3 separate regions of the Mus musculus genome follow, and all the other regions are linked to region 1. The links are chromatin loops, found by intact Hi-C in ENCODE. Cell type or tissue: left cerebral cortex. All regions are shown on one strand.

The links. Hi-C counts contacts between places; a loop is a spot of excess contacts. Peaks named below come from ENCODE experiments on the same cell type or tissue, not always from the same donor. Only the 100,000 strongest peaks of a DNase experiment are listed, where the experiment ranks them.
Region 2: a loop joins it to region 1, with 4 times the contacts of the local background. A loop is called at or near these places in 3 of 42 quality-filtered maps.
Region 3: a loop joins it to region 1, with 7 times the contacts of the local background. A loop is called at or near these places in 3 of 42 quality-filtered maps.

The regions. Positions count from the first base shown.
Region 1 is chr13:18,943,681-18,951,680 of GRCm38, forward strand. It overlaps Amph (amphiphysin), which reads left to right and starts at 4,671. Exons shown (of 21, transcript NM_175007.2): 1 at 4,671-4,821. The coding sequence starts at 4,753. In left cerebral cortex, CTCF peaks have their summits at 1,667 and 4,556; DNase peaks (open chromatin) are centred at 4,199, 4,637, 5,217, 6,120 and 1 more place; H3K4me3 peaks cover 2,961 bases; H3K27ac peaks cover 2,430 bases.
Region 2 is chr13:18,863,725-18,871,724 of GRCm38, forward strand. Vps41 (VPS41 HOPS complex subunit) reads left to right here. Exons shown (of 29, transcript NM_172120.4): 28 at 309-388; 29 at 2,396-3,087. The coding sequence ends at 2,476. Among named protein-coding and RNA genes, the nearest start is that of Amph, 81 kb to the right of the region's middle. In left cerebral cortex, a CTCF peak has its summit at 4,685 (motif pointing right); DNase peaks (open chromatin) are centred at 4,380, 4,672, 4,963, 7,008 and 1 more place.
Region 3 is chr13:18,853,958-18,861,957 of GRCm38, forward strand. Vps41 (VPS41 HOPS complex subunit) reads left to right here. Exons shown (of 29, transcript NM_172120.4): 25 at 568-704. Among named protein-coding and RNA genes, the nearest start is that of Amph, 90 kb to the right of the region's middle. In left cerebral cortex, no CTCF peak of the experiment used is centred here; DNase peaks (open chromatin) are centred at 2,346, 3,862, 4,461 and 5,621; H3K27ac peaks cover 1,470 bases.

The sequences.
Region 1 (8,000 bases):
ACAAGAGATAACCATAACTTGAATGAGATCAAAATTCTTGTTATGCTTGTCGGAGGGAGTAGATAGAATATTATTGTAACTACCTATGAAGGGACATCAAAAATGTGTAATTAATAAGAAGTAACTAATAAAGTCACAACGAATACAGAATCATAACACCTGTTGAGTACTGACAAACAGCCAGGTGAAGATAAAGCACATCTAGGCCTTTCTTTCCCTAAGGGTCTTGGCAAAATTGATGAAACTTTATAAATCAGGAGCTGTCAAATGTCCATGTTATTAAACATATGTAAAAAGAGTTGTGATAACTATGATTCTGAACTGATTTTGGCCATTATAAAAACCTATCATAATCCACATTTTGAGTCATCACCCAATTTAGAAGGAAGAAACATGAACCAGAAATAAAGATTGGGTATGGAATTCTGTATTCTATGGGTGAAGAACTGGAGTTGAAGGGATACCTTTTTGAAAACTTTGTAGAAATATTGAAAACTATTTTATAGTCTCACAGTACAGGATAAGTTGATATAAAATAATTATATATGTAGGTTTACTTCAGAAATTGGAAAGAATTGTGGTTAAATTTTCATAAACAGTAAGCTATAATTGGTTGGGTAAGTGGCATTTTTCCTTGACTGGTTGAGAATAAAGTGGTTTACCTATATGAAGAAAAGACGTAAGTAGTTAGAAAACTATGGTCATTCCCAGTGGTGTCAGAATGAAGACTGTATGCGTAAAAGCACAGTCTCACCACTTGACTATTACAAGAAACCTCTGAGACCCTCTTGTGCTATTACCGTGCACCTGCTATAGGACGTTCTGTGGTTCTGAGAAAGGCACTGGGGACATTTGTGGAGTAAAGGGCTGGCCTCACGGGTGGTTCTGGGCATCCAACACCCTCTACAACAAGATGCTCATGTTATTAGAATATTTAAGTCTTACGATTATGAAAAAGACACCACTATGCAACATAAAATGCTTGAAGACCTGGAACTTGACCTACGTACTTTTCTTTGTTCCTGTAGCATAATGGGAAATCTACCATGCTGCACCTTCTCACGTAGTTTGAAGATTTCTTTTGCCTGCATTACAATATTTGGTAAAACAGATTCATCTACTCTGTAAACATTGATACACCTCTTACCAGGTTTAGAGATGGTATTGTTTTGTTTTATTTTACAGAAAATAATTTTTATTTGTTGTACTAAAGCTCTTTAAAGGTTGACACCAATTAACACTTTAATTATTATCTTTCAGATCTGTGTTGCGGGAAATATTAAAAAAGGTACCATCCCGCACTAGCACCGGCTACTCTCTGGCCCCTGTAACCTCGCCACCTCCATGGCTAACCCCAAGCAGTGACCACCCATCTAGCTGTTCTGTTACTGCGTAGTTTGCTCACATTCCCAGCCATCTACCCCCTGTGGTTAGCTGTCACAAATTCCAGTAACCCAGTAAAATCAAAACTCTAAAGGCTTGTAATTTATCAGTCAGATTTATAATAACAAACTCTCAATCCACAAAATGTATACACAATGAACTCAAAACTCAACTGAAATTAACATAAGCTACACAGCTAGATGGGGCAAACACATCCCACCTAATATTTAACCATCCTGTACCAACAGAGGTCAAAGCACCTGCAGTTGTGGTGTCCTCCAGGAGAGGGACCACAGAACAACAAGAAATCTATTAAAGCTATGGTCCCACTGACAGAAACCTCCTGTGGTAAGGGAAGCCGCTAATGACATTCCAGAACTGTTCTACCACAGGCAGAAGCATCAAACCTAGAGGGAGTGACAGAGGAGGCAGAGTCAGAGGTAAAGTTTTAATGTGAAACTGGAAAATAATCCAGGAATCCCAGGCTCACGATTCTTAAAGAGTGTCTCTGATCTCTGTCACCATGCCTGGCAAGAGAGCTCATGATTGGTCTAGGGATTTTCAACAACTATTTACAAAACCTAAGTACCAGCTAAAGTGCTTGGTCAGCATTCCAGAGTGATAAGTGTGCACCTAACAACTGTTTGACATGACATACACACCATGCCTTTCAGATGAAATTACCAAGAAATTACAAGACTCCAGGTACAGAGCTAGAATTGGACACCCAAATAATGAGAAACATTAATAATTTGACCTTTTATTTCAGGTGATATACGCTGAGGTCCAAGAATTCGATGGGAAGATAACTGCAAGAAAGATAAAGGGTGGTTCTGTTGAGGACTGATAGCTTTGGGAAGAATATAGCTCACAGTTGAAACGACTCTCTCCTGTTTGTAATGAGAGAATATTGCTATCTACAGAGGGAGTTGAGGTAAGCTCATTGCCATAGCAGAGAGGGTGCAGGCACTAATACTGTAAGAGTGACCATGAACTTAAACTCTAGTGCAGTCTGGTCTTTTCTGTCATTGTTAAGGTTGTATTCTCACAGTCAGCACCTCAGGGCAGAGCTGAGGTTCTTAATCCCTCTTCCTTCACTAGAGAGAACTTACGAAAATTCCCAGCTTTCTGAGATGTCATTGTCCTTGAATGTTGACCAAGTGCAAAAATGGGTGTTCTCCTTATTTCTCTATAAGGTAAACTTCTGTTTATGTGGAATGATCCAAATGGGGGTGGGGGGCAAGCCCTCTTGCTTTGCCCAATGCCTCCCAATTTTAGCATCAAGAGTCTTGTGTCCTGGGACTCAATTAATTACTAGGCAAATTGGGCATAAAATCCTAAGGAAAAGTCATGGAAATAGATTAGGTATTCAAGGTGCTTACTGTTTATGAAACAATTGAGTTTATTTATCATTCTGTATTCTGGACTGGGATCCACTGGTCAGCTCTTCTGCAGGGCTTGGTAGTGTGTGTGTGTGTGTGTGTGTATTCAGCCAGAAAGGTGGTTGAATAATTGGGACATTCGTATTTCCCTCTCCAATGCACTCAAAACATTTCCCTTTGCACGTGACCTCTCCATAGCCATTGCTAGTTTGTTTTTATTTAATTTTAATATCAGGGCAGTTGAGTTTCCTCCTTGGCTCTAGAGGGTTGTACAGAGTATGAAGTCTGCCTAGCTTGCCAAAGCTGAGCCCTCCAGCTGGCACACTGGGCTTACATCACATCTTATGCAGTCAAGTAGCAACAGCATCATTCCATACCCAAGTCACTGGAACAATAGCTCACAGAAGAGTGATACTAGGGACTGGTTTGGGCGAAGGGAACACCCAAGTAACTTTAGAAGGGGAGCAGGATATTCCCCTGTTTTGGTGCCTGCTCAACCTCTGACTTGTGATTGTCAGATGCCACCTCTCTTCCTCTACTCATGGAACCCTGAATGAACCTGAGAATGAAGACTCTGCCCATTGTCAAAGGCTTCTGGAGCTCCTTTGCCGCCTTGTCTTTGCCAGGTGCACAGAGGACCACATCTTTCTGTTAAGACTGTCAAAAGGGGCCACCTTTAATCCCACAGATCTGCAGAGGAAGGCAGATCTGTATGAGTTTGAGACCAGCCTGGTTTACATAGCAAGTTTCAGGACAGCCATTGTAATGAGCATAGGGAAAAAAAAATCTTCTAGGCATGGAAAAATAGCTTAGTCAAGAACTCCACTATACCCAAGGCTGTACCTGATAACCAGAACCCAGTGACATCACTCACTCAAGAGAACCTGGCACAGGCCTAGATGGTGCCCAGTGGATGGAATATAAGCAGAAACCAAGAGCAAGGCTCTGCTTTGCACATCAAGACAGACCTTGATCTGTCATGTGGCTGGAGAGTCGGCCCCCGGTTGAACCAGAGACTACTGTTAGAGAGTGGACCTGTCCTTTAGCTAAGGTTGGTGGCACAGATGAGCAACCATGGAGAGATAGGCTTAAGACCATAGTTAGCAGTTTAGAGTGTGAGCTTTGTATGTTGACTCTCAACACAATAAAACTGTGACTTGTTATACTCACTTCAGGTCTTGTCTCTACCTTTCTTGCTTGCGACAGTTGGCTTAGTCAGCAAGATCACATAGAGTTTTGTCTCAAAGAACGACAAAGGGACTGCTGGTCTCATTTCTTGGGAAAACTGTTGTGCCACAGTGTCTGAGAGCTGGCAAAGTGCAGCACTTGTGTGTAGAAGCTGACCCTTCTGAACATGGCCTTTCCCACTGGCAAGCCTCACAGTGATCTCTTTACTCTTTCTCTCTGGCAAGTTGCCCTGCAGGGACTTTCCAGCCTCATCCTCTCCTAACTTCCCCATCCCCCACAGGTTTGAGCCTCTGGAGGGTGGATGGACTCGTTCCTTCTCCACTCAAGGTGTTTTGACGGGGCAGTCATTTGGTGATTTAGAGCCTTACAGACTCCTCCCCACCTCCTCCTGTTCTTTAACTGGGGAGACAGAATCAGAGTCTTCCGACCTTCCTCCCTGAAAACGTCCTGTTAGCCCTGCCCTCTCTCACCCCTAGCTGCCTCAAGGCCCTGGGATTGAGGAACGTCTTCCATCTTTATCACTTCTTGACCACCTCCTCCATCACGGTGGACACTTGGCCTTTGACTTCTCTTTCCATGCATCTCACTAGTGGCGTTGTCACCCCTAGTGGCCGCACATCCGCTCTATCTCTTTAAACCGGTCCTGTCGCCGCGCCCCTCCCTCATCCGTTGCCTCCTCTGCTCCTCACGCTTCAGCTGCTCCTCCCCCCGCTCCTCCTCCTTCTCTTCCTGGGCTCCTCGGTGCCGCCGCCGGCTCGCTGCGCGCTCTGCTCTTCCAGCTCTGCGGACCGCAGCAGCCATGGCCGACATCAAGACGGGCATCTTCGCCAAAAACGTGCAAAAGCGCCTCAACCGCGCGCAGGAAAAGGTCAGCAGAGGGCAGCGGGATGCGGGGCAGGTGACTCGAGGAGGTGCGGGAGCCGATGGCAGTGCTGGCCTTGCGCTGCAGGGCCGCGGGTTCAGGTGCGGCGCGCTGCGGAGCCCGAGCAAGCGCCGGGTGGAGGACTCCCCTGTCTCTGCTCTCAACGATTGCAGCCAGGCAGGATCCATTCAGGCAGCGTGGGCTCGGCCCCGCAGTGGGTTCGCCGGGAACCCGCAGACCCCTGACCCTCCAGGCACTGAGTGCTATAGACTCCCAGAGCCCGCCCAGGGTGGCCACTCTCCTGGGCACGCCTCCCGGGACCAGGGGTGGCAGGTGCAGTTGCTCTCTGGCTGCACCCGGAGCGGTCCACGTCCCTGGGCGCCTCCATCTCTCCGCGCCCGCACCTCCTGAGCTCAAGCTCTCCCGCAAGCAGCTCAGGCGTCCACGACCGCAGATCCGGGAGGGAGATTGTCGCATCTCTTCTTGGGTGGGGGTGTTGTGGCTATTTGAGTGAAGTCGGTCGAAACGAACGACTTAAGCAAAGAAGACACCCCAGATGTGCATGGACCAATGGGATGTATAATAAACAACCAACACCTTAGCACAGTGGTGAACTGGAGCTCCAGAGAATGCTCATTTCTCCCTAAGTATCCGTGTTGGTTTTTGAAGCCAATGCCCTCTGGAAGGTCAAAAACAAACAACCTCGACCTCAGAGTTCTCTGCACATCTCTGCACAAAATGCTTATTTCTCTGCTTGAGAAGCAGCAAAACCTACTCCTATCAGAGGCGCTGAGGTCGCAGTGTTTGTAAATTAGGTATTGTAATTTATGTCTCTTCCGGAGGAATGTTATCCATAGCTAGCCCAGCTCTGGATAGTCGAGTCTCAGTCTCTCTCTCTCTCTCTCTCTCTCTCTCTCTCTCTCTCTCTCTCTCTCTCTCTCTCTCTCTCTCTCTCTCTGCATTTTACAGGCACTGGGCTTCCTAGTGTCCCTGATTACTATATCTGACCCTCCTATGAAGTCTTCGTTCGTCCCAAGCAAAGGACGTTTGTACTGGAGCTTGAACCTTGTATTTGAAAGTGAACCTGGGCTAGTGGTAAATTGAGCTGTATTTGCTTCGTATGGCATTAATTTCTGTCCCTGGGATGAGGATGTCTGGTGTTTTCTTCTCCTTCTGGAAATCAGATTGTCCTTATTCCTCACTCTGACAGCACTTACCCTCCTTAGAAGTTCGACCTACCCCCACTCTGAGCTGCCCCAAAGGCTGAGCCCAGGAGCAGGAACTCTGCCAGGTTCAGGTTCAGTGGCTGTATGCAATCCTCCCTCCCTGCACACATGCACCTTCCCAGCTCTGTAAGAGGATTGTATTGCTTTTAATATCTACTCAAGCTCATCCTGAACTCCAGGAGCCTCCTGCCACTCCCTCGGAAGCGGAATTAGCCAAGCTACTTGTCCCCTTCCGTCACCCCGATGCTTTCCAGATAATAGCCAGATAGCAGATGTTTGCCAAACACGAGATTTGGACAAGACTTTGTCGTCATTTCCCCACATTTTATTTCACCCACTTGTAGTCCCCCCTCCCCCATCCCTAACATAATCACTTAAATCTTTCGTCTGTGGCTTTTCGCCGACTCGGCTTTCCATCTGTGAAGTAATTTTGTGATATGGTCTGCTTTTTCACATATTAATCTAGGTCACCAGCTGTTAATATGGTCCAAACAAATGAAGGGAACTGTAATGTCTCTGACAGTGTCCTGGCCTGTATGAACCGTTGAACCAAATGTATATATTATGTTGGCAGTTGTGGATAGTGTCCACTCTTCTATAACTGAGAGTTCATGGTTCCTTTCACAGGGCTTCAAGTCTCTTCTTTTCTTCCCTGAGACCATTGCTTATGTACTGTGCTTGTTGTACTGCAAAAAGGACTTGAGACACCAAGGGTCTAAGAGGAGGGGTTCTGTCCCCTGTTTGAACCTGGCCAGGCACTGGGATGTGGTGGGCAGGAGGGAATGCAGCGGCCCAGCCGAACCCATGTGGCAACTGTGCTTGTTGGATTTCCCACTTGGTCCCTCATCTACTTCTTTGGTCTCTTTCTCCCAATGCAGACAGCCCATTTCACTAATTGAATGCCAGACGTGTTCCCCAGACCCTTTGCTCCTTGCTGGGATAAGGCCTATGCTGTTAAAGAAGGCTGTCTTTCTTCTCAGCTCTGCTCCCCTCAAGGGCTTGAGCATAGTTGGGTTGCAAGTGCCTTACTGTGTAATGACTCTTAGAGATGACGTCCAGCTTTCTACAAATTTAAAAAGTATGTTTTTTTTTTCTTATGAAAAGTTAGTTAAAGTTCATTGGAAGAAGAGTGAAATTTACATGTAAGCAGGAACTAACTCCAACAGATTAGGAATCTCAGAGTTCTCTGTTCTTTAGAGCTTTTACTCCTCAGTTCTCAGCCTTTTGGCTAAGATAGAGTGCAGAGTGTTTACTATTGTCTGGCATTTGGTCTGCTAGGCATTCCACATTCATATGCACATGTCCATACAACTGAACAGGCTTACACTGCGCAGTTGGGCAAGCCATTTATTTCATTTCATAATTGTGAACAGTCTTCCATCCATGTACATACTTTAAATCAGCACATAAATGACTGAATATCGTATTGGAGCATACAGACTTTAATGAATTCCACTTTTGTATATTCATTTCTTAGTTGTTTCTTCATATAAATGTAAGCCAGTAAGACTAAGAAGAAAATTTGTGCACAATCTTAATTATGACCTTAGGTCAATTTCTAAAAATATGCTTATTCTTATGGCTGAATAGCTTCCTGACTATTTATACCTCTGTTTTCTTCCATCAGTCCATGGGACACTAGCCAACACCCAGTAATAACATTTGGATGTATCACTGGGAAAAGTAGTCTATTATTAATGCGTTTTGCTTACACTTTGGGAATGGAACTGTTACATTTTCACTTTGTGAAATTTCATATTATTACTCCCTTTTCACAGTGTTATATGTTATATTGTTATATGTTAGGGCAATGATACTACTAATTTTAAGGCTTAAAATATTTCTCTACCTTTTCATTTACTCTTTAAAAGTCTTTTTATGATAATGAGTGTTTTTGTTTATGTGATGATACATAAATCTATCAAGTGGGTTGTATGGCTTTTCTTTGAGGTGGATAAG
Region 2 (8,000 bases), 80 kb before region 1:
CTCAGGACACATACAGGGACACACATATTCTACTTTTTCAAATAAACATCACATTTGCTGTGAAATTGTGCTGCATTAGTTATCTTGGTAAGTGATGCTGAGGCCAGGAAAGTAGCCTGTCAATTGTACTTCATAGGCAGGTGGTTCTACACCCGCTCTGTGCTTAGGCTCCTCCCCACTCCAGGGCCTGTTGTAAAGAAGCCCTGTCAAATGGAGCCTGTTGCTAGGAAATTCTCTCAGGCTGGTTTAACCTTTCCTGATCTGCCTGGTGCACTGAGTTCTGCTCCTTCTGTCACTGCCCCTTGCAGATGCAGCGAAGCCCTTCAGCGTGGTGGTCTTCCACTGCCGGCACATGTTCCACAAGGAGTGCCTGCCTATGCCGAGCATGGTAAGTTGTCAGCCATCCGCTGCCAAATGAAAAAGGAAGATGGAATCACAGCAACCACAATTACAACCCACCATCCTATCTCTTAATTCTTTTACACAAGACACTTGCTCCTCTTCATCTTGCCTAGTTCCTGGGTTCTGCATCCATGGATTGACGCTACCTTGTTCTGCATCCATGCAACCTCGCATCAGCAGTCCTAAGGAAAAGCTGCCCTGTCTTAAACATGTACACTTTTCCTTTTTTTTTATTTATTCCCTAAACAAAAGTGAAACTGTTTATAAGCATTACATTGTATTTGGTATTGTAAGTAACCGAAGATGTTTTAAACATATGGGTAATATCCAAAAGCTGTCTGCCTTTGTATGTAAAGGTGTTCTAGTTTGCTCGTTCTGTTCATTTCGAAAAACACTAACAAAAACCCAACTTTGGCATAAAAGGGTTGGGGGTTTGTTTGTTGTTTTGGGGGTTTTCTTTCCATTTATTTATTTATTTATTTAGTTAGTTAGTTAGTTATTGCCTCCAAGTCCATCATGGAGGGAAGCCAGGGCAGGAATATAGAGACAAGAACTGAAGTAGAGACCACAGAAGAACATGGATACATTCTTGTTCCGAACCTAGGGCCATCTGCCGACTGGTGGTACTAACTGCAGGCCTTAACAATCCCACATCAATTATTAAGAAAATGCCCCAACAGATGCGCCCATGGACTGGGCCAGTGTAGTAGAGGCAATTCCTCACCTGAGCTTCCCTCATCTCTGAGGGCTGTAACTCGTGTCAAGTTGAGGGGAAAGACTTAAAAACTAACCAGAACAGAAGGAATTGCGTATCTGTGGGTTCTGGTATCTGAATGGGGTATAGGAGTCCTCTCAGAAATATTCAAGGAGCTAAAGGGATCTGCAACCCTGTAGGTGCAACAACATTATGAACTAACCAGTACCCCGGAGCTCTTGACTCTAGCTGCATATGTATCAAAAGATGGCCTAGTCGGCCATCACTGGAAAGAGAGGCCCATTGGACACGCAAACTGTATATGCCCCAGTACAGGGGAACGCCAGGGCCAAAAAGTGGGAGTGGGTGGGTAGGGGAGTGGGGGGGGGAGGGTATGGGGGACTTCTGGGATAGCATTGGAAATATAATTGAGGAAAATACGTAATAAAAAAATTAAATAAAAAAAAGACACACAAACTAAATAAAGCATAGAAAACAAACTAAAAAAAAAAAAGGAGTCCTCTCAGAAGCCAGCTTTCTTTTTTTTTTTATCACATAAGTATATTGTTTACTTTTCAAATGTGACAGATGCAGTGTACTATAGTTCACATAAAAGCATACCCACTTGTGTGAACTCATGCTATTGGCTTGATGACGCCTGAGCAGTGGGCTGTGTGTTAGAAAACACTTGGAAATCAGTGGAGGGTTTTTGGCCTGCCTTGTGTGGCATGATTCTGTTATCCTGGCCAGACAAAGCTGGCTCTACTGTGATGCCCCCCACTGCACCCCTTTTTTGCATTTGTGTGTACATGTGCATGTGTTTGTACATACATGTAGAGGCCAGATGACTACCTCAGATGTCCTTTCCCTGGAGATGTCCATTTGCAAGAGGGTCTGCTCTCTGGGACCGAGGACTCAGCATGTAGTCTAGGCTGGCTGACCAGAGCCCAAGGATCCATGACTACATGGGACAGCACTGAGGTTACAAGCATGTGCCACCACATGTATTTTTGTTTGGTTTGGTTTTGGTTTTTTGGCCTTTAGACCATGGGTTCTGGGGCTTGAACTCAGGCCCTCATGTTTGTACTTCACTAACTGAGCGGTCTAACCGCCTCGCTTGTGTCCTTTGAGCTGCAGAGTCATAGAAGCATGTGTCCTGTCTGAGCTAAAGCATCCTCTACGGAGCCGGGAACGATGCTCCATCACTTCAGAGCCCTCGGCTCCCTGGATGATGACAGAATCACATTTCTGAATGTAAAGGTAGACATTTTTTAACCCATGTTTTTAAACTGTTTGCAGAATGCTCCTGCACAATACTGCAACATCTGTAGTGCTAAGAACCGTGGGCCTGGAAGTGCCATCCTGGAGATGAAGAAGTAGGCCTGCCTGCCTGCCCACCCTTTGCCACTCTCCACTGAGTGACTGCTGGACCACAGCAGCTGTGTCAACGCCAGTGCTGTTGAGTGACGTGTTCAGGGCTCCTCGGAGCTCCCCGTCAGTTGTTTTCTCCAGACCTTCCTTCCAGAAGCTGCTCCTTGTCACCGATGGAGAAGTCGAAGCTCTTCCCATGCCATGAAATATTGCATTGCTAATCAGTATTTCATGATTTGTTTATTTGGCTTATTTAGTTAGCAAAAGAGTTCAAAGTGACTTCGTTATACCCTAGTTACACCCACCAGGCATGAACTGCACTACTGAGAACACTGCCAGCTACAGTCGGCCAAAAGTTCTGCTGGTAACAGTTCTGGCATGCCTGGCTACACTGTTTGTCATCAGCTGTGGGTAGCCTCCTAAAGCGCATTTAGAGGTAAAAATTAAAATTAAAGGTAAAATGCTGAGAACTGACACTCCTTCAGTGACATGTGGGAAGACCATTAGCTGGGGTACTATAGCCTTATGTTTGCTACCTACGCGCTGACTAGCTCAGTTATCTGCCCCATCAGGTCATCAATATTTGTTGAATGAATAAATGTTGCCCTTCTCATTGTGAATCCTTTATTGTGTTGCAAGCAGACAAGTGCTCTTTAAGGAATAGAGGTGAGTTTTGGCACTGACAAGCTGTGGTTGATAAGTAGGAGGAAGCCAGGGACCCTGTCAGAGTTAAGTGAGACTCTCCAAAGAAGGGCCAAGGATAGATTTAAGGTGTATCTCACTGCCTGGAAGGGTTGGCAGGAGTGTGCCTCACTGCCTTGACTTTTTGTTGTTCTTAATGTTTCCAGTTTGATGTCAAGGTTCGGCTTGGTAAGTTTTGTCACTTCCCTTGCTATTCGGAGCAGGTGCACGGCCAGAAAAACTAAATGGAACTCCTGAAGGGGAGGATGGGTGGTGCCAGGTCCACCACAGTTTACTTCCGAGGCAAATTCCATCAATTCCTAAACCACATTTGGACAATAACCCCTAAGTACAGAAAAGGAGGGAGTAAGCTTGCTTCATTCTTAATAACTGAGCCAGGATGCAGATAGCAAAGGGTGTTCATTCCCTTTTCAAGAATCGATTAAGATCTCCAGGACGAGATGGTGGTGCAAGCAAAGAGCACCACCCTGCCTCCCTGGGTAATGCTTTCTTTTTTAAAAAACTGGTGGATAATTGTACTAAAGGGTAATTAATCCTTTCCATTATTTCTCACTTTATAAACATTTAAATACAACAAAATATTCAAAATGCTAGTTACCCAGCCTCTCTAATGTGTGACCAGCCCATGAAAAACACCTGAAGAGCCGAAAGCATGTCTCAGTGATTAGGAGCACTGACTGCTCTTTCCTAGGTTCTGGGTTCAGTTCTTAACACCCACATAGTAACTCATACCTGTCTGTAACCTTAGTTTCAGGGGATCTGAAACCCTCTTCTGGCCACTGTAGGCAACATGCATGTGTGTGGTACACAGATATACATCCAGCCAACGCACAGATACACATAAAATAATTTTAAATCTTTTAAATAAATAAAACATGCCTGAAGCCAGGTTGGTCCACTTTTACCAGAGATTATAGACACAAATGTTTGTCCTTGAAGAAATCTGCCTCGTGTATGCATCAGCCAAATTCAAAGTTACTTAATGACAACTGTTTTATTTGTTTATAACCAGGATTTCCTACTTGCTGGTGCTCATTATTGAAAAGTTTTTCAGACACTCTCAGTCAGTTATTTGGTTGTTGCAATATAGAAACCCTATAAAACAAATCCTTGTAGAGTAACTATGATATGCAGGGCTTTTATGAGCCTTAGCCAGCCTGCAGCTGTGTGTGCAGGCTTCTTAGTAGATTGGCCGTTTGCCCATGAAGAAAGACAAAGGCTCAGCAGCTCCCCACAAGTCAAGGCAGGGGTCAGTGTACCAGCTGGATTCAACTCCGGCAGTCACAGTCTGCCTTCAGGGCACCTACTCTGACCCACTGAAGATCTTTTTACAGAAGTACTCAGCTGAGCTGTTCTGTTCAGTACATAGAAAGAGGAAGGTATTGATTACGAGGTTTCCATGGGTAACAGAATCACTGTGGATCTGAAGAGCAAGCAGTAGGAAGATTCTAGAAGCATCAAGCCACCCACACAGCCTGGCTGCAGTGGCTGCCCTGAAACCACTGCCCATTTCCAGCAGAGGGCGGCTGCACGCAGCAGTATGAGTCACCATGTTGTATAAATATTAACCTGTTCCCCAGTTCCACATAAAGTTCTTAATAACTGTCAGGAATACTGAGTAGGCACATACACATGGGGGAGGCATTTCTATATGTTAAATACTGAATCAGTTAGTTGTGGTTTGTTATTAAGGCCTGGGGTGTTAATACTACATTTCAATTGTACTGAGTTTTACTTCGTATGCCTTGATTCTGCTGAGGGCTGGTTTCTACAGTCTGAGGAAAGACACTTTCCTTGTGTGGCACAGATTCGAGCATGACTAGGAACAACAGTGTGACACTAGGAAAGACAAGAGAATGATAATCAGTCTGAATCAATCCTCACAGAGTCAGCCCCTGCCCATGCTCTTCCTGTGCACTCAGCTAGCGTGGGAGTTCTGAAGGCAAACATGGCATGACCTAGCTGCACTCTCAGGATTCCCTGTGTCCTGTGTGTGCAAGGGCTCACGGGCTTTGGTTTGATCTTCATAACGCATTGCCAGTTAACTACAGCCTCCTGCCTGTCACTCCTGCATGGTGGCTACGAGTTTACTTCTGTGCCCTTCACCTATGCACTGCTGTTGTACTGATGACCCAGTTGGCCCAGTCAGTCCTCAGCCACCCTGACCTTGGACCACTGGCTAGAGGCTTCGCACGTGTCTGCCTTTATCCAGTTCATGATTGTCTATGGAACAGATGCAGTCTTGGTTCACTCAGTTATCCAGTCCCAGCTGGCTCTAGCCATTAGTCTGTGCACTAACCCTGGCACCATGAGAAACACAGACATGGTAACTTGGTTGATCTTTATCCATCACACTGCTAAGAATGTATGTAAATGGGTAGAAGAAGATGGACATTTGCTTTCAAAGATTGCTGCTTCTAAGAGAAAGTAGAAAATAGGCTGGCATCTATCATCTGGTAGAGCTTATCCCTTTTCCCACTGACAAGCTGGGTCCTGGGATAGAAAGTAGGGCATTCACCCTGATGCCTTAGCCCTGCAGCCTGGTCATTTGAGCTCTTGGATCTTTAGGGCAGTAAAATTGACTCTTACATTATTATTATTATCATTATCATTATTATTATTATTATTTTGGGTTTGGAGTTTGCAAAAGCTGGATCTACTGGCAGCTGTTTACTAAATTTTTAAAAAGATTTTGGAACTTAAAAGATTTGCTTTTCCTTTCCTGCTGTGGCCTCCCTGCCCTTGTTTCTGTCTTACCAAGAGCAAGGGAGCTATAGCTGAAAGCCCAGGTATATCAAGTGATGTAACTTTGATTATATCAGGTGTCTCCATGCCAGTTCAGTTCATGTCCAACTTCATTCCCCTTCCCTTTGTCATGGCACCCTGTGGTCTGTAGGGTCAGTATGGATGAGAAACCTTTTGTTCATCTTAGTGCCTAGTGCTTCTACTGGAATGACTCAAAACATCTGGAAGATGCTGAGGGAATGAATGACTGGATGGGTGGATGGGTGGGTGGGTGGGTGGATGGGTAGATGGATAGCACTACTCTACCGTACCCCTTTCTCTCTTGATCCTCACTATATATCTATGTCTGTCAATGTCTATGGATATGTACACTTTTCTCTGGTCTGCTTTCTTACTCTTAAAATGGCTTAGAAGCTGTCATGTAGTTTCCATCAATCTTCAGGCCCTAGAGTTCCAACCAACACCCTAACATACACATGACAATGAACAGCCCACCCAAAACATGCCTAAATCAGAAACAATGATGATAAGTGTTTAAGTTGTTAAATTTTGGGGCCATTTGTTATACAACAGTAACTTGCTACCACATGACCACAAATATGGACCATCTGTCTACTAAAAAAGAAAAAAGAAAGAAAGAAAGAAAAAACTGTGATAATTTTAATAGATTATTTGCCCTATTTACAGAGAGAAGCACTCCTGATTTAGCAGGTGAGAATACTTACTTGGTTTAGGTGTTTTAAAAAACAGATCTGACAAAATAGAAGTAGCCAGGACACGGCTAGAATGTGAAAAACAGGCCATTTAGGAAACAAGCGGACAGATTGGACACTATAATACTGTAAAGTCACAAAATCTGAGAAGAATGGGAAATTTCAAAATTTAGAAATTGGTTACATAAAAGAGGAGAAAAATGATTCTTCCAGGTGACTTCAGAATAGCTGCTGAGATGCGCAGGTACGAGCTGTGCACCAGCTGGCTTGGCCTAGGATGGCTTATGTTAGGGAATGTCATCTAAATATAAGGAAGCTTTGGGTCCCAGAGACCCTGAAAGGGATGGAATGGCTCAAGCTAAGATTGGTAACCATCTGTCAGGGTGCTGAAAATGACATTGAGCTGTCCCCAAAAGTAGTTGGTCTCTCAGTCTCCATTCTACTCTAAGCAGCTCTAAATCCCTAGAGAAAGAGCAAATTCAATCAGAAACAGCAGAATTAATCAGCTACTCTTATTTCTGTACTCAGATCCTGTGCCCATCTGCTGTGTGTCTGAATACCCACATCTTTGGCCAGCTTATAAATTTGGTCGCTTCAGGCCCCTTGCTTTCATTCTACTACCAGAGTATTGATGTGCCTCTCCCGTCTGATTACTACGTCAGCTTCCTTTTTTGTTGTTTCCATTTTCATTAATGTATTACTTTTGCTCCGAATAATGCTAGTTCTCAGAGTTGTCAGTAATTCATATATATCTTAGTTTTCTTAAAGAAGAAATGAGCATGAATGTTTGCATGTGTTACAAGTAGTGATGTATTCCACTCAAGATTTGATTCTTGTAGTCCTAACTTGACTCCAAATTGTGACTGTATTTTAAGATATATACAGTATCCCTATACAATATGACCTTCTTGCAACACCACACACCTGGGCTCAATCCATCTTGGATCTCTCTTTCCAAAATGATGTATTACCAATATTACCAATATTTTCTCTCTGGTTCATTGATGGTAAGTTTCCCCACCAAAATATGTAGTTGAGGGCATATCTTGAAATATCTTTCTATTTAAACGTAAAAAGCTCAAGAACACACATTTCTCATCCCCAAATTCTCAAGGTACTGTTAAGAAGTTAGTAAATGTTATCCTAATTTGAAATTCTTTTTAACATAACTTCTGTAACAATGTTTTAGGTTTTAATTATTTAAAATCATACACTAAGATTTCTGTTCAAAATATGTACTGCACAGTTGTAGGCATTTGTTCAGTTGTGTGATAGCAAATAGCACTGCAAATCACGCTTGGTCTAAGCTCTGTTTCAAGTTGGCTTGACACTGTGTATATAAGTGGAATATGGAAGTGTCCCCCAAAGGTCCA
Region 3 (8,000 bases), 90 kb before region 1:
ATCTCTTCTCCTTACAGCTTTATTGTGATTTTGGTCATGGTGGCTACTCTTAAGTTAGGGGGTTCTATTCTCGTGTAATTAGCTTACATCTACAATCAAGCTTGAAGACTTTCTATCTTGAAACTACAAGATACCTAACAGGGTTCTAACTTGAGTTTTGTGACCATAGATAAGTTAAGACTCTCATGTCCTCTGTCTGTAAAAGGGAAGCACAGTATATACTCACCTTGCAAAATATTAGCGTGCCTAGTATCAGGATGCCCAGAGGCCCTCTCTGCTACCTGCTCTTGGACAGTAAAAACAGTTTGGAAGCGGCATGAACAATAGTGACCATTTAACTTTCCTAAGATGGTCTCAGTTTCTCCTTTTAGTCTTAGAGGAAGTTAGTTCTTATGAGTGTAATTTAAACTTAAAGAGGATTGGTTCTTGAGAGTTTATAAATTCACACTTTTTAACACATTTCTTAAAGGAATAGGTTCAGTTACTTATGATCTAAACTTAGATTGTGAACAAAGTGTATTCTAATAGTGCACATGTGTTATTTGGTCTTAACCTGGTGTTTTGTAGCATTTATCACTGGCTTGTTGAACAACATTGGCACACATGTGGACCCGATTCTACTTATCCACCGAATTAAGGAAGGAATGGAGATTCCCAATTTGAGAGATTCCTTGGTTAAAATTCTGCAAGATTATAACTTGCAGGTAAGTATTCTAACACACATGACCATCTGAGTGAGTGAGTGAGTGAGTGAGTGAGTGAGTGAGTGAGTGAGTTCATTTCTACATAAGTATTTGCAGGCCATTTGGATGCCTGTTACACTTTGCAGTTTGATATTTGGAAACCTGTTGAAATAGAAAACCTGAAAAACTTCTCCACTTCAGGAAGCTTTTTCACTATGTGTAAATAGATCACAGCACTGAAGAAGACATGAGAGTAAGTTACAAAGACTGTTTGAAGTGGCCACAAAAATTTTCTTAGAGAAAATAAATATTGTAACTAATTAGAGTACATCTTTAAGCACTCGGAATAATTTTGCAGCCATTGAAGGACTCTGTTGTCTGAAACACACTTAAGCACAGGATCTAATCAGCTTTTGTCTGATTGGTACAATAATGCTTCTTTATTAGCTCAAAATTTGTGATAAGAAAAAAAGAACCCATATTCTCATATAAATAGTTAATATGCTAGTTACTAAGTATTCTAACCTTTTTTCTTTAATAGAATTGAACAGTGACTATGTTTCAGAATCCTAGTTGCTTCACTAATACTTGAAACTATTTAAAATTCATTTGCATGCAGACTGTTCTTTCTGCGATCACTTGAAAGTGTTGCTGTAATAGATGAACTTGCTTTCCTAGAGACAATATACAGGTTGTAAGAAGAACATTATGATGTAGATAAATCAGATCAGATTGCTAGTCACTGTGAAGGGTGCAAGGTAAAGGACGGCCTGCTGAACTCAGGATGATGCACCAAGAATCAGCGAGACAACCTGCAGGACAGATAACATCCTCATAGCTGTAGTGAAGGTATTCAAAAGTGGGGTGGGGATAGAGGTGGTCAGAGTTGAGTTAGGTGAGAAATTGAGAAGCTTGGACCTGTGGAATTAACCAAACGGACTCTAAGAAATGGCTGGTGCAGACAAGGGGACTACAGAGGAGATGTCAGCATCCTCGTGGTCCTCGGGGAACTGTGGTGTGACTGCAAGGCACAGCGTGAAAGGAGAAGGTTTCTTTCTGTAGACTGGGGTAGACAGTCCAGAACCTTCACTTGGAAGCACTATGTAGGGGATGGGATTACCTAAGAAGTATGTGCCAGAGAACTGAGGCCTAATCTTAGGCTGGTAGTTATGCCAAAGCCTTTGGAGGGTTTCAGATAATCCTAGGGATATGATCTGAGGGAGAAAGAAAAAGGGAAAGAGAACAAGAATCTAAGAACTGGCCAATAGGGAGGAGCAGGGATCAGAGAAGTGCCTACTTTATGCCGTTCCCTAGGTATGCAGAACATCTCAGGCTTGGAAATCCGCTTTGGGGGAAATGGTGCCATAGCCAACCTTGTAATGCCCTTAATCCCCTGTGAGTGAGACTGACAGTGTCCTGTGCTTTGTGGGCCCTTTCTTACTGAGGGAGGTATATAGCAGAATATGCTTGAGACAGCAAGTCTAAACGTACGGCAGTGTCTGAGGCTAGGGTAGCATCTGTATATGATAGTAGGATGGTTAGACTGGTGCTTAGAGCCGGGCTTTTGGGGTGAAACCATGCTTGTGTTGCCAGTCCCTCCCTTCGACGCTGATGCCAGCAAAGGCAGCTGGCATGTCCCTCACTCTGCTCTTCTATGGGAGCTCACACGCCCTGCTGCAGTCTCACTATTCATTCACTTCTATGAACAAATTTGCATAGTGCTGAGCCAGCCGAAATACAAAGCATTAGATACAAAACAAATGTTTAACATAAAAATGGTCCTCTAAAATAGTACCAGTATCTTCTTAATTACAAATATATAGTGAGCTTTTCCTTAGTTCTGTAAATATGCAGTTGGGTGCTGATTTTAAGAGACCCAGAATTTGTTTACCAATGGGTTCAGAGAGCCATTGTTACTCATCAGCCACTGGGTAGAAAAACTACTACTCAGAGGAAAAGGGTGGGAGAGGGAAGGGCAGAGCCAGGGAAACCACACTAGTGCTGACCCGCTGCTCCCTCTCCCTCCCCCTACCCCCTCCCTCTCCATGCCCCACTCTCCCTGCCCCCCTCTCCTTCTCCCACTCCCCTCCCCCTGCCCCCTCTCCCTCTCCATTCTCCCTCCCCCCTCTCCCTCCCCCTCCCTCTCTCTTCCCCCTCTCCCTCTCCTTCTCCCTGTCCCTCTCCCTCTCCTTCCCTCCCTCCCACCATCTTCCTCCCCGTGTATGTTGACTGTTAATTTTTATTAGTAGCCATTTATTTATCTACTTGCCTAAGCAACCTTTTGGGGGATCATGTAAAAATATCCCAGGTCTCTGGAGCCTTTTGCTGTTCCCTGACAGACATACTTTTATTTCATTGTATGGGTCTTTGTTTGTTTCATAAAGCTATAATTTATGTTCTCATTAATAATAAGAGTTCAACCCCATAGATCCCCCAAGTTTGAGGGTGATATTACAGACCTATGAGTTTCCAAGGATGCTGTGTGTGATATAAAGCATGATATGAAGAGTCTTCACACAGAGGTCAGGTGTGCTGCTGTGTACTGTCTCAGTCTCCTTCTCAAACAGACTGTGCATTGAGGACCTAGAGTTCTTTAAGGCGTGAGAGATACTGCGGGTCAGCAGTTAACTGAGAGGAGAGTAGTTATGGGAAACTCCGGCAGCTTTTGCCATGTGACCTTTTCATACTTTATAACCTGACAGCTCTGAAAGGTAACAGAATTGAGCATGTTCACACCCTCAGATACTGAGGGTATTAGGGAAATGGAAATCAGTGCTTTGTCACTAACCACTTTGTTTTTGACAGACATTTTAGGTCCATAATGGGTCTAAAATTATCATTAGCCCCATTGCTCAGAGTAGAAGACTGAGACTTCAGAAGGTTAATGACATATTGGTATGGTACGATACTGAACTAGTTTTAAATTCAGGCCAGCAGAGGAAATGCCAGACCATTTTCATCCAGGACTGCATCAACTCTAAGACATAATCCCTCAAAGCTCGGCCAATGAGAACCACTTCCTGGCTTTTCCCTCATGACTACACCTCTGGAGAAAGACAGGCAGCCGGTTTGAACTTGTTCCTAAAGAGGCAGGAGGCACAGGGACCCAGCCCTGGACTGTACCTCTGAGTGCCTGTTGTAAGCAGAGGCCTGGCCCTGTGCATGTCAGCAAGTGATGTGGAATGAGTCCTCTTCCCCCATGGCACGCAGCCCTCTGCAGATCTGCAAAGGTATTTCCCTCTTCTCAGCCTTGCTGCTGTAGCTCCCCAGTAGTTTTCTACTTAGAATTGAAAACACAAATCAGTTTACAGAAATGGATGACTTTCTTGTTCATCGTTTTTTAGAGGAGGGACAAATTTCTTTTTCACTTTTAATTATCTAACCTTTCTGTATTTTTCCTAAGATGGATTTTAAACTCTCAAATTCCTAAAATAAGCTTTTAAGACCAAATGGATTTCTTTCTTTACATATTATTTCAGTTTGATCTTATCACGACATTTGAGTGATGCAGGTGGCTTGTACCAGCCAGCCATCGCTTCCTTGATTCATTTAGTTCTTAAATAGTTATCTTTCCCTTTATTTTTTCTGTCTGGGCTTAGTCACGTTTGGTAATAATAATCCAGCAAGAGTGAAGTGGCCATGGCCAGGCTGCAGTGAGGAGAGCCATGGGGCTCGGATGCTAGGCAGCTGGCAGCCAGTTGCATTCTAAGGACATGCAAAGTGAATAAGGCAAGGCCGGCAAGTTGAGAGTCTTTTCAAATAAAAGCTGTAGAAACTTGGCCATAGTTCTAGCACCGCCCCCACAGCAGCTGTCTCTGCAGAGCCATAATGATTTCTCTGATATGTGCCTCTTTATTGCTTTGTGAAATATATGTGGGGGCTAGAATTTTCCATTTACTTGGGATTATCATCCATGGTGATGTGCTATAGAGAAATCAGGTGGAAAATACAGAGCAAACCTAAGGTCTCTTGTCAGTTGTTGACGCCATAAGGATGTTCTTACTCATGGAATGTGGACCATTGATTGCAGTTGTGGCTTGCTTCTTTAAACAAAGGACAAAGGGAAAGTGCAGAGGAACAAGGGCGGTTGAAAGGACGAGGAAAAAGGTTGGTCCTTACGGGTAGATAATCTGGGGACAATAGAAGGGCCTTCCATAAGGAAGGATTTCTAAAAAGGTAATATTGTTCCTTCTGAGCAATGTCAATAAATATTTTTTGAGATAGAAATGGCATTATGAAGTTGAGGGAAGGCACTAGTTTATCTTGGAGAGAATTCTTACGTGAGAAGTGTTGCTAAGCCAGGTTGATAATCATGAGACTCTTATTGGCAGATGGTGAGATCTCATAGATACAGAGATGTCTCCGTTAGCCCATAAGTCAGACCCTTTAATGCACTCATCACTCTGAAAGGCCAGACCCCACAGCCTGCAAACTGTCTTTGGGAAGGTCAGCTATGGTGCTGTGATTTCACAGCTCTTAATTTGCATGTTCTGTCCTGGTACCTGGCTCCTCCGTGCTCCTCCATGGTGGACAGTCCACACTAAAATCACGTAGTGAAGAACTTCACCACCTCCCCAAAGGAAACGAAAGTCAGACATTTTCCTTTGTTTGGGAATTTTTCATGTTTCTCTCCATCCCCGTCCCATGCCTGGAAGTAAGCCACTCCTTCCCCTTGATCTTCCACACGTGTAGTCGCTGATAGAGTGACCTGACCCTTTCTCCTACTCTCCCGATCGATCATAGCTCCTTGGTTGCAGTGCCCTTTTCCTTAATGAAGCCCATCTCTGTGTCAGCTCCATACATGAACCAACCCTACCTCTTCTCTTTCTTATTTAACAGTTCAAACTGATTTCATTTCTGGAAGTGACATCAGAGGGAAAGCAGCACGGAAAAGAGAGCGCTCGCACAGCAGTATACTGTTGTCTAACACACTGGCTCCCTGCTTGCCTGAGACTTGCTGGAGCTGAGTCAGACTGTTGCCAAGGGACTCTTACCTTCTGATTGCTGCCATACTTGGTCATGACAGTGACATTTAGAATTTCTCTCTCTCTCTCCCTCTCTCTCTCTCTCTCTCTCTCTCTCTCTCTCTTTCTTTTTTTCTTTCTTTGGTGTAGACCCTTGGATTTTGATCAGGTTAGGCAAGAAGTATCATTGTCCCTTTCCTTCTTATAGGTTCTTGACAACTGTCAGTGTTCCTAGCCAATTCTGTCTGTGAGCAGGCAGGTTGTACCTGCTTAGAAAGTGCTTTGTCCTTGGCTTTCTGTTTTCTTTGCAGCCTGTGGCCTGTGTTTGTTCCACAGGCTGTACCCTTGATCTGTCACTGCCCAGGCGGTGTGCCCTGGAGAGTGTCACAGTGCTTCCAGAGCCCACACCAGAGGAGCTAGAACTGAGCCGATTAGTTGGATGCTGGAGGACAGCAGCTTCATGAACTTACTGACCTATTTTCTGAAAGCTTGTCAGCATCAATATTTTGTAGATAACTTTCTTGCTGTATTCTTTTTCTTCTTCTTTCTGTATGCTGTAGTGACTTCTGATAAAAACCATAACTTTTTTAAATTTGGTTTTGTTGTTATTTTCTCTTTTTCTATTATTCTCTCTCTCTATTTTTTTTTTTAACAATCCAGTCTTTATCCCCCTCCTGGTCTGCCCTCTAACTGTTTTTCATCTCATACCTCCTCCCCACCCCACCTCTGTCTCCAAGAGGATGTCCCCACCTCACCCCACCAGACCCCTCCCCATGCCCTGGGGCCTCAAGTCTCCTGAGGGTTAGGTGCATCTTCTCTGACTGAGGCCAGACCAGGCAGTCCTCTGCTGTATGACTGCCCTCCAAGAGGCCCAACAAGCAGCTGAAAGATACTTACACCCAGCCAGTGGACAGAAGCTGGTGACCCCTGTGGTTGAATTAGGGAAAAGCTGAAAGAAGGAGACCCCATAGGAAGACCAGCAGTCTCAACTAACCTAGACGCCCGAGATCTCTCAGACACTGAGCCACCAACCAGGCAGCATACACCAGCTGAAAACAAAAGTAATGTTACATTTTTAGGAGAATCTGACAGGACAGTTAGACTTAAGCACATCTGTAAAGCTAGCATTTGCCAGTGTTGGGCCAGGAGGATCCCTATAGAGTTAAGACACATTTTTATTTCCTTTTTATTTTTTTTACTAGATATTTACTTTATTTCCATTTCAAATGTTGTCCCCTTTCCTGGTTTCCTCTCTGAAAACCCCCCTATCTCCTCCCTCCTCCCCCTGCTCTCCAACTCACCCACACATGCTTCCTGGCCCTGGCATTCCACTACACTGGGGCATAGAGCCTTCACAGAACCAAGGGCCTCTCCTCCCATTGATGACCAACAAGGCCACATATGCTACATATGCGGCTGGAGCCATGGGTTCCTCCATGTGTACTCTTTGGTTGGTGGTTTAGTCCCTGGGAACTCCAGGGGTACTGGTTAGTTCATAGTGTTGTTACTCCTATGGGACTGCAAACCCCTTCAGCTCCTTGGGTCCATTCTCTGGCTTCTTCATTGGGGACCCTGTTCTCAGTCCAGTGGTAGGCTGCGAGGATCCACCTCTATTTGTCAGGTACTGGTGGAGCCTCTCTGGAGACAGATATAACAGGCTGTCAGGAAGCATTTGTTGGCATCCACAATAGTTAGTGTCTGGTTTTGGTGATTTTTTATGGGATGGTTCCCCAGGTAGGGCAGTCTCTGGGTGATCATTCCTTCAGTCTCTGCTCCACACTTTGTCTCGGTAACTCCTCCCATGAGTATTTTGTTCCCCCTTCTAAGAAGGATGGAAGTATTCACACTTCGGTCTTCCTTCTTGAGCTTCATGTGGTATGTGAATTGTATCTTGGGTATTCCGAGCTTCTGGGCTATTATCCACTTATCAGTGAGTGCATACCATGTGTGTTCTTTTGTGATTGGGTTACCTCACTCAGGATGATATTTTCTAGTTCCATCCATTTGCCTAAGAATTTCATGAATTCATTGTTTTTAATAGCTAAGTAGTACTCCATTGTGTAAATGTACCACATTTTCATAAAAAGGATGAAAATGGAGGCAAGCCCCTCCACAAGTAGTATCAAAGTAGACGTAAGAAGATTAAAATCACTAAGCCTTGCATCTTACAGAGACTGAAAGCCACGGGTGCTTTTGGGTCCCACATTTGGGTCCCAAATGTGTCCTGTCATGTAACTGAGGAGGGCTGCAGCTAGCTGTCGTCATCCAGGGCTTTGCAGGGGAATTCAGGTCCTTGTGTGTGGTTGCTGTGGGGAGCCATGCTTGCTTGCACCCACTCCCATACCCAGTGGTG